2 separate regions of the Mus musculus genome follow, and region 1 is linked to region 2. Evidence: chromatin loops called from intact Hi-C (ENCODE). Cell type or tissue: left cerebral cortex. All regions are shown on one strand. Each heading gives the region's core, and the rest is flanking DNA. Links, peaks and the distances in the headings are about the cores only.

What was found. A loop is a pair of places that touch in the nucleus more often than their neighbours do. Peaks named below come from ENCODE experiments on the same cell type or tissue, not always from the same donor. Only the 100,000 strongest peaks of a DNase experiment are listed, where the experiment ranks them.
Region 1: it touches region 2 in a loop (1.9-fold over the local background); 3 of 42 quality-filtered maps call a loop at or near these places.

What each region holds. Positions count from the first base shown.
Region 1 is chr6:47,502,784-47,508,320 of GRCm38, reverse strand. Cul1 (cullin 1) reads right to left here. Exons shown (of 22, transcript NM_012042.4): 8 at 1-95. Among named protein-coding and RNA genes, the nearest start is that of Cul1, 51 kb to the right of the region's middle. In left cerebral cortex, for the core only: no CTCF peak of the experiment used is centred there; no DNase peak of the experiment used is centred there.
Region 2 is chr6:47,401,455-47,406,991 of GRCm38, reverse strand. No RefSeq gene overlaps it. Among named protein-coding and RNA genes, the nearest start is that of Cul1, 50 kb to the left of the region's middle. In left cerebral cortex, for the core only: no CTCF peak of the experiment used is centred there; a DNase peak (open chromatin) is centred at 2,346.

The sequences.
Region 1 (5,537 bases), core at 424-5,423, 100 kb before region 2:
AGGACCTGCTCACATTTCCGTGCTAGTTCATCTTGTGTGCTCTCGTGGAGGTAAACCTGAACTCTCCGCTGTTCCTCAAGCAAACGAGCTTCAGCCTGTAGAAAATTCAATCAAAGTAAACCAATGAATGGCTTGCTTCACTTTTAAAGAACTAGTATGTGAACAACAAATTAAATTCACAAATATTCCAGTAAAGCATGATTAAGAAAAGAGAAATAGGACTTTAGACTGTAGGGTGACTGCCAACCATATTATAAAGTCACTGGTCTATTCTACTCTTTCTGAAATACAAGCTCTAGTCCTTTAAGTGCCTTAAGAACATTATCATAATTAACAGTTCAAATGTCTTCCTATCATTTTTCTTTGGGTAAATGGTATTTCACATCTTGAAGGCAATATTCCCCACCCCTGTGGGAAAAACCTACAGGTCTTCTTCAGCATGCGAACACTGGATTAGGACGCTCTACTTTGGTCTGAAAGCTGTTTGAAGTCAAGGGTCATACCAATATGATCCTAGAAATGACCATTCAGAAATAATAATCAGTAATAAGGAGTAAAAAAAAAAAAAAGGAAAAAAAGGAAGGATGGTCGAACACAGCAGCCTTCCCTTGTCAAGCACTAAAAACACACTTCTAAAGCCCACTTGGACACCGCAGAGTCTCAACTTCTTGAATTTCTTTCCAAGAAAGAGGGGCTAACAGACAATTTAACACAACAGAAACTCAAGAAAGACAGTATATTTTAGAATCTGTCACCAGAAACATGTGGGGGTAGGGTCACTGCAGACATCAGAACAAGGAAGAAACTGCAGTTAAGTCTTGAATTACTCAGATGATCTGAATAAGAGAAGACAAGAGTTGTATTTACTCTCCACACAGACTTTTCAAATTTGGAGAATTACTATTAGAATTAAATAAACATTCAATACCCAGAAAACCGACTAGGAGAGCTTGGACCATTAAATGTGATCACGAGTGGTTATTCAATCACAGGAAAGCAGCTTGAGCCATAGCACACTCATACTCAGCAGAAAGCTTATCATGCAAAGTAAGCTTAAACAGTAAACTGTGTATTAATCACCAAGTCCATATCCTAAACACAGAATGACCTCTAACAAAGCAGTAAGTATATCCAAAAAAGCTGGAATGAGGAACAGATAAGTCACAAAAAAACCACAAAATGTTAGAAGTTAATATATTTCTAGTAAGAAACTCAAATATCAAGGTAATTCATAGTACACTTGATAAACAAAATATTATCCACTAAAATATTCCAAATCATTAATGTGTAAGTTTAAACAAAACAAAGCAAAACAAGCCCCCACGCCCCCCAAAAACCCACAGCAACATTCTGGTCTGGTAAGTAAAATCAGATAATGAACTATCATTCTTCTTTTTTTCTGTTTAGTAGCTGTTTATTTTTATTTTATTTTATTAGATATTTTCTTTATTTACATTTTAAATGCTATCCTGAAAGTTCCCTATACCCTCCCCCCACCCTGCTCCCCTACCCACTCACTCCCACTTCTTGGCCCTGGTGTTCCCCTGTATTGGGGCATATAAAGTTTGTAAGAACTAGGGACCTCTCTTCCCAATGATGGCAGACTAGGCCATCTTCTGCTACATATGCAGCTAGAGATAGGAGCTCTAGGGGTACTGGTTAGTTCATATTGTTGTTCCACCTGTAGGGTTGCAGATCCCTTCAGTTCCTTGGGTGATTTCTCTAGCTCCTCCATTGGGGGGCCCTGTGTTTCATCCTATAGATGACTGTGAGTATCCACTTCTGTATTTGCCAGGCACTGGCATAGCCTCCTACGAGAGAGCTATGTCAGGGTCCCTGCAATAGTGTCTGGGGTTGGTGGCTGATTATGGGATGGATCCCCGGGTGCGGTAGTCTCTGGATCCTTTCATCTTAGCTCCAAACTATGTCTCTGTAACTCCTTCCATGGGTATTTTGTTCCCTATTCTAAGGAGGAATGAAGTGTCCACATGTTGGTCTTCTTTCTTAGAATACCCAAGATACTATCATTCTTCTTCTTTTAAGTCAATCTGTTTTTGGGAGAACATATATCATCTTGGTCAGGAAAACAAAACTACTCCTTCTCAGAAGAGAGGGTAGGCTTTGATGTCCTTGTGAATTCTCCACAGGGATGCGGACTATAGTGAGTTTACAGAGCTTCCTTGCAGGGGCCAAGCAGAAAAGAAGTAGCAGGTCCCACCGGGCGTGGTGGCGCACACCTTTGATCCTAGCACTCGGGAGGCAGAGGCAGGTGGATTTCTGAGTTCAAGGCCAGCCTGGTCTACAAAGTGAATTCCAGGACAGCCAGAGCTATACAGAGAAACCCTGTCTCAAAAAAACCAAAAAAAAAAAAAAAAAAAAAGTAGCAAAAAAAAAACAAGTAGTAACTGGGAACTAATTTGTGACAGCAGGTATCTTTACCATTGCTGTCTCATGTAGACCATGGAACACCAGGACCATATTTAAATGACTAAGTACCCTAAGGTTCTTGAAAATGACCCTGATTAACTCCATTAGAAACAAAAAGGAATAAAAAATCAGAACTGAAAGGTTGGTAAAAATTAATGAAATGAGGTATTTTCTTTCTCTCTTTTTTTTATGTGAATGTTTTGACTGCATGTACAGTATGTGCATGAAGTCACACAGAGACAAGAGGAGGATTGTGGGTCTTTCAGAACTGTGATTACAGATGACTGATCTAACATTGGAAATCAACCCCAGGTCCTCTGCAAGAGTAACACCCACTCTTAACTGCTGAGCAATCTTTTGAGCTCATGTTTTATTTTTAAATAATAAAAAGATTAGGAATTTAAAATATTCAAACATGTTCATTTTTGTTTGTTGTTTTTAAGTCAGATTAGTCTCAATCACATGACATTGATTTTTAAAGTGTTGATATAGCTGTTAATAAAGTGTTTGTAGCTATTCAGTTATCAAAAGCATTTTTGTATGGGCCAACCATTATCAACTGTTTAGACTAAAATACTCCCACCTGATGACAGTAAACTCAAAAGAGACCTCTGGGGATTGTAATATCTAGCCCAAATTGGCCATTAAAAGCACAATATTTCCTGAAAGCTAATCTTTACCTCAAAATCATTCCTGAGATGTTGAATTCTACTTGATTGTTTTAATATAAATGTAATTTTTCCTCAAGTTACTGAAATTGTCAACTTTTTTCTGGTGGTCCTATACCTGCCCAGGCACAGGCTGGAGACTATGAGGTATGCACATGTAAGGTCAAAGCCCTCCATTATGTTTGCTTTGCTACACTTTTTATAAAGCCTTTAATACAGACATTCAATGCTTATATAGTTTTTTAAAAGTAAAGCTCACTAAATTCTCACTATCACCTGATATTATTATTCTCCTTTCACAGGTGAGGAAACTAAGGAACGGAACGGTTAAGGTCATTCTTTTTTGTTGTTGTTGTTTTTGTTTGTTTGTTTTTCGAGACAGGATTTCTCTGTGTTGTAGCTCTGGCTGTCCTGGAACTCACTTTGTAGACCAGGCTGGCCTCGAACTCAGAAATCCACCTGTCTCTGCCTCCCAAGTGCTGGGATTAAAGTTGTGTGCCACCATGCCTGGCTTAAGGTCATTCTTTAACCTTGAAAACTGGTGGCCCAGTTCAAGATACAGCGATATAAGATTATCTCTATATTGTTTGGTTTTTAGAGCCTGAATTGTGGATTTCCTGAATAAGATGAGAAGTCATGTTTGATAAGACTTCTAAGTTGGTCAGGACCAAACTTTTAATGCTTTTAGAGAGCTTCCTGGAGGCTGAGGAGAGGTTAGATTGCAAACACCCACCCACCAGACACTATTATTTTCGAAGTTGTAAAACTTTAAAAATCAGATTTCTGTGTTTAGAGTGTGCATGCAGCTCTGTCCTAAAAGTTGTTCTCCTTATGTTGAGGTACTACTACTACTCCTCCTATCTCCATGGGCAGCATACACCACAACAAATCATAACGTTGTCTACAAAGGGCAGGCTGGCACCATAGTGGTGTGCAATGTTGGGGAAGATTCCACTTTAAAGATATAATTTAAGAAAAAAATCTCTACTGGACTGGCAAAATGGCTCAGTAGTGTTAAGGATATTTACTGCTAACCCTGATGACCTAAACTCAATCCCTGGTGCCTATATGGTAAAAGAACATATACACATACATATGCTAACATGGCACACATACATTGTACATGTACACACAAAGACACACATATATGTACACACTCATACAAAATAAGTGCAAAAAAAAAAGTTTTAAAAGAGTTCAGTAAAAGACCTGCTTATAAAGCCTACAGTCATACTACAAAATTAAGTAATGAACAATACCAGGATTCAAAACAGATTATGTTTCAAATACCCTTAAGGAGCTGGTTAGGTCTCAGTCATATACAAAACAGACACAAAGATCTACTATAAAGAACTACCACTATCCCGCATATACAACCGACTAGTTCTACTTCTGTTGAATTTTGAGATATCAAAAATGTGTAACTGACTTTCAATTTCAAACTTAGAAGGCCCACTTATATTCAGTGCACCATACGAAAATGCACTGTGAACACCACAAGCTGGGCATGGCTTTCTCTCTATATGTCAGAAGCAGAGTGGTTGAGCTTATATTTTCTTTCTTTAAACACGGAAATGACTTGGCAGTCCATTTCCTGCCTAAGAGAGGGCAAAGTAGGTATTAGACTTGGTATGACCTCGACTCTTAAAAATTTAATACAAGCTGGGCAGTGGTGGTGCATGCCTTTAATTCCAGCACTTGGGAGGCAGAGGCAGGTGGATTTCTGAGTTTGAGGCCAGCCTGGTCTACACAGTGAGTTCCAGGACAGCCAGAGCTATACAGATAAACCCTGTCTCAAAAAACCCAAAAGTAAAAAAAAATATATATATATATATATGTGTGTGTGTGTGTGTGTGTGTGTGTGTGTGTGTGTGTACACATACAGATGAGAGGGTTACCAAACTATATATACAATCTGCTGGCAAAATCCTGCTGCACCTGTTTCCTGCTTATTTCTATATCTCCATGACTGCTTTTGTTTCTTAACATTAGAGGTGAACAATGACAGAAGAAATCTTAGGATGAAAAGCCTAAAGATTATTTACTGGCTGGTACTATATAGCAGAAAGCTTGCCATCTCTTGACATAGTCATTCCTCAGACCCAATATCCAGAATTCCTGAATTTCTAAGAAAGAGAGCAAAGAAAAATCCTATTAGAAGTTCATGGAAGCATCATGTAGTAAAGAGCAAGTTAGAATCCTTGCCTCCACCTTGGATCTTCTCCTAAGTCAGATTTATATCCTTCTTCCTAATATAAACTTGAAGGGTTAAACTATGACTCTTAGGGAATATTTTAGGAGAAAAACAGCAAAAGCAAAAAATAGCAAATCTAGGACTATTTGCTTATTTTCTCACTGACATAAAATCCTGAGGGCCACACTTCAAGGGAAGACAATGCAAAAACCTGGAAGGCATGCAGCTATGAATACATCTCTTTGGAT
Region 2 (5,537 bases), core at 258-5,257:
ATGAGAACCAACATATCACATGTGCAGAATGGTCTTTGGGTGCTGTTTTGATTGTTATTGTTTTCTTTTTTCTTTTGGTTTTCGAGACAGGGTTTTTCTGTATAGCTCTGGCTGTCCTAGAACTCACTCTGTAGACCAGGCTGGCCTTGTACTCAAAAATCCACCTGCCTCTGCCTCCCAAGTGCCGGGATTAAAGGCGTGCGCCACCACGCCAGACTTTTGATTGTTTTTCTTGAAGCAGGTTCATTCTAAGTTACTCAGACTGGATGTAAAATTGATACTTCTTGTCTCAGCCTCCCAAGTGCTGGTGGTTTTGACATGTATGAACTCAGAGAAGGCTAGATAGTATCCATATGAGGAAGGTTCTAGTATCACCTCTTACATTTTACCAATGAAGAAACTAGAGAAATGCTAAGCTACTTGCTTTGCCCAAAGGTTTATCTGGAATTAAAATCCTAGTGTTTGACTATACGTTTTACTTTGAGGGTCTTGGCATAGAGGAAGAGGTATGGATAATGATTGGTTCTGTCTTTCCCTGGGAGAAGAAAGAGGTTTGTTTTGGTTTTAGGAGATTATTGAATTAGAGATGTCACATGAAGATGCCCAAAAGAATTACAGATCTGCTCTAAATCCAGGTCAAGACTTGCAAAAGCAGATTTGGAAACATCCATGTAGATTGTAACTGGAGCCAAGAATAGATAAAATTGCCCAGAGAAAGCATTTAGGGTGATTAGGGGAGCTAGACCAACACTCCCAAGAGGCATTGACATTTTAAGAGTGGGTATGAGAAAAGCTGCTTGAAACTAAGTCTGACAGGATATGACTAGAGAAGTCTAAAGAGGTCAGAAGAATTTAAAGTCACAGATTCAAGAGAGGGGATGTATCCCCTCATGAGAAAATCTGCAGGCCAGGTCAAGTGCTGCCCAGCAAGTCAGGCCTGGGAGGCTTATGTTAGGTTTAGCACCAGCCTCTGAGATGATAGGCAGATTGACATGTGAATGTGAACAAGGGGGCCATTGACTCACGGTGGGACAAGACGGGAGGTGGTTGTGGGAAGTGAGTTTGTTTGACTTTGAAATTATAAGAATAATGTGTCTGTGGGGCTGAGGAGATGGCTTGGTTGATAAAGTCCTTTTGGCATAAGAATGAGGACCTGGGTTTGGAAGCCCAGGATGCAGGTAGAAAGCTAGGTATGGTGTCTTGTACCTGTCATCCCAGTACTGAGGAGGCAGAGATAGAAGAATCCCTGGAAAGGCCAGTCAATCTTGATGAATCAGTAGGCTCCATATTCACGGAGAGATGGTATATCAAAAAGTAAGGGAGAAAGTGATACAAGAAAGCACCTGACGTTGACCTCTGACATCTACCCCTCTGAAGATGTACATATGAATATTCTACCACACCCCTTCACACAAATAAAGAATCATATATATTCAAGTACTGCTGCTGATCAAATCCTCGAGGAGATCTGGAAGAAGGAGCAGAGAGAAAGGAATAACAAAACGAGTGTTCTTTGGGAAAGCGATGGAATTCAGGGCACAGAGGAAGGAGCTTGAGGAAGGACGTATCTATCCACTGAGAGTGGATAAGGGCTTTGTTTAGGTTTGATGGTGAGAATCTGTGGATTTCTCATCAAAGGGACTTCACCTCAAGGGAGAGGTTGTGGAGCAGAGTTTGGAGAGGGAGAATGAGTTTGTGAAGTAACCAGAGAGGGTAGTTTGAGAGCCAGTATAGAGAAGTCATGGCAGGCTGGCAGCACCAAGTGTCCAAGCAAAGGTCAGCGATGGCCGTGCCGGAACATCAGTCTGTGAGGCTGTCCTTTGATCCCAAGCAGAGCTTCCAGCCTAGGTGGACAAAGAGATCAGAAACCCTGGCTTGATCCCAACTCAGAACTCAAAAAGTGCCTGGGACAGTGGACAGTAGAGACAACAGAACGAGAGAGTTGAGGGTCTGCAAGGGATGAGGTAAAAGGGTGGGCCATGGATCTCTGCTGGATGGGGAGAGTCAGGGCAGATTCACTCAGCCTCTCTCTCCCATGGCCTCTTTCATTCTAGGCAGACTGCCCTGGGCTTTGTGTTTTCTCTGGCTAGATTCTGATTAACATCCTTTCCAGTTCTCAAATTTCATGGTTCAATTTGGCAAAAGTTTCATACTCTCAGGATATAAGTGAGGGATCTTGCCAAACTTCTTCTAGTCACTAGGACAAAACAACCTTCATTCTGCTGAGGAAGCAAATTCCATTGATCTTCCCAGACCATTGATGAAATTCTTTAATTTTCTCACAGCCGTATGCAAAATGTTCAGTGCTCTGCCCAGAAATCAAAAATAAACTTGTAGCTGTCAGTAATCCAACCCTGCTGGAAGTTTCCCAATCGGAACTTGGTTCAGTTTAACTCAAAACCAAATTATATTACCGAGTGCCTGCTTTCCATAAGTTACTGTGGTGGCAGATGTAGGAGATGCAGAGACGAGAGAACGACCATCTCTGTTCTCTTCAAGTTTAGCGAGAAGGAGACTAGTGGTGCAGAAATCTTTGTGTTCACGCCAGGTAAGAAAGAGTAATTTCAGCTTCACACGCATTTTGCAGGCTGCATTTCCGCTAGCAGTGGCGGGAGCAGCTGGCCGGCAAACTAAGGCTTTGTGGAGGGAGCAAATATGGTGGGAATCTGAGCTTTGGGAGCCACTACCGTGACTGTGGGCAAGAACAGCAAGATGCTGCTGCATTGATTGCCGGATGAGATGTATCCTGCAAAGATGGCCAGATCTTCATCGGGACCTTCAAAGCTTTTGACAAACATATGAATTCGATCCTCTGTAACTATGATGAGTTCAGGAATATCAAACCAAAGAACTCCAAACAAGCAGAGAGGGAATAGAAGTGAACCCTGGGTCTGGTGTTGCTTCAAGGGTAGAACCTGGTCACTGTGACCCCAGATGGACCTCTTCCCACACATACTGGCCTCGCCTGAGTGCCACTTGCTAGGGGCCACGTATCTGCAGGGCTGCTAGCAGAGGAATGTCAGCTGGTGTTCCTGTAACCCAGGCTCCGGCAGGATTTGCTGGGCTACTCTCTGAGGTTGGAGGACCATCCCAAGCAGTTGGTGACCCCATAAGAAAGAGGCACCGTAGGATTGTGGGTCCCATGTCTGCTCCACCACAGGGCAAGGCTGCTTGTAGAGGCAGAATTTCGGAGTTGTCTGGTTCGGGGTCCCTAGGCCTGTGATGAGGCTGAGGCTGTGGGGTTCCCAGGCTCTTGGACACTCAGATGCCACTGGATGTTTCAGAAGAGCTGAGAATGGAATCTGGGCCCACTGGCTGGATCTAGTCTGGGGCCAAGGGAAAAGGGGAAATCTGGCTAGTCCTGTGGGGAGAATCCTCGGCTTGATGGCTGCAGGCATGGGCTTGGTGGTGGTCATGGCTGGTAGCACAGAGAGGCCTTCTAATGAGAGTCCAGACAGCAGCTATATAGGTGAAGGCCTTCTCCATGGCTCCCCACGGGGGAATCTCAATGAAAAGAGGTAGCCTATGGTTTTAAGGCATTTATTGTCATGGTGGAAAGTGGATGTGTAAAACCATGCCCCAATTTTCAGGGTGGGCCTGATATTAAATACCTTTTTCAGGGAGGAATGTCTGGGAAGGAAAGCTTACTGGGTAAGCCCTCCAGGCCTTTACGTATCTCATTAAAATGGAGGTCTGTCTTGAGCCTACATAAGCACAGGTTATGTCCTTTCCTACCTATTGTGGGGAGTGGGGGGACTTGGGGCATTGCCCTTATGAGATTGATGGCAACAAATCTATGGGGGGCTATGGCTAGTGACAGGGGCCTGGTACTTGGGAATAGGCAAAGCTCCTATTGTCCCATCATGGTCTCCGAGACTTCTAGCCTTAGCTCACTCAACTGGGAACCAGGCTACCTTTCATGGTCCCACAAGGCACTGTTGCAGTTGCTGCAGCCAGCTGCAATCACAGCCAGTATTGCATGAGTCTGAATTCAGTACCCACCTGGTTGTGAGAGTCTTCCTCTAGGTATGATGGACCCACCTCCTGGAATGGAAGCCTCCCATGGGTCTAGGATGCAACCTCCTCCTGCAGAGATGTGAGATCAGCTTTGGTCCTTGCACAGCATTATGGTAGTAGATCCACAGAGGCCTAGGCCCTATTTCCCAAGGCTGAGTTACCACAGACCTGGCTGTTTCTTATGCTTTTTGTGGTGTTTCACTGGATTGTCTGGTTTTCCTTTCAGGTTCCCCTCCCTGGGGAGTGGCCCTCCAAGGCCTGAGACTCATCTTGGTCATCTTCAGCCCCTTGCCTGTTTCCCTAAAGGCTGTACCTAGTCTCTTTTAGCTGGTTTATAATAAACTCTTAAGAGACTGTTATACATGCACACACATAATACATTGAGAGAGAGAGAATGAATATGAATGAGAGAGAGAACTTTTTCTAGTTCCTTTAGTAACTTAATGTCTGTTTTGGGCCCTACGTTTTACCAAATTGAAGTAAACTCACTAGGGCTCCCCATCACTTCAGGGGTCATTCTTAATTCTAGGGACTTACATTATCTAAAAGCATTAGGGGGGCATCTTTCTGGTCATGCCTATCGTGGTCAGCACTACCTGCTGGGCACTCTTACACCCTGTTCTCTCTCTATCAGCACATGCAGGCAGCTGTGGCAGTAAGCTCTTCAGTCTAACAGTGTCTATCAGGGTTGTAACTTTAATTTTTTTCAAATCCTATTTTTAATGATGGTTCTTAAATGATTTAACCTTCCTGTAACCGACCACCCACCAGAGGTAGTGGGAAAAAAAGGATTCAGGGGAAATGGACCTGTTTAGAAAGGTTCTTTGGAGCAACTCTCCTCTATGTTGTCTGGAAATCAGCAGTTCAGTTCACAGGTTAGCAGGCAGTGGCAGCTTGAGCCACTCACAAATACCTCATGGATATAGCAGCCATCCAGTTTGGTAGAGTCAGGTTAGCAACAGTGGTGACAGAACGTAGTGGAGACAGCATGAGTCTTGCTTTGTGCATCTAATTAGCCCAGGTCCTTGGAAGTAGCAAGAAACTGCAGCGCACCACCAGAAGTTTTTTTGGTACATTTGTCTCCATGGCATCCAGACAAATGCAGCTCAACTACACATTGTAAGGTGGAGCAATATGTGTGTGTTGTAGCAAGGAATCTTTCATCACGTGTCCTTTCTTGTACTTGCTTTAGCAAATGTCTTCTGGACATGGCCAAATCATGACACTGGAGAAGGCATAACAACTGTGGCTGCCTGAACATGAGCGAGCCAGCACACAGCCCAGCATGGAGGAGCAGCTCGTGAACGCTCACCCTTACCTAAGGAGCTGCTGACAGCTGAGGGACAAAGAGGCGGGTCTTTGTTTGTTTGTTTGTTTGTTTTTCTTTTTTTAGAGTGTGGCCCTGGTGGGTTGTTTCTTAGGGTAGCTCCATACTCTCGAGTATATGGACAGTTTGCATTCAGTGAGTTATAAACACCACCACCAATAAAGACTAGGAAATTGGGAGGGAGTAGGAAGAT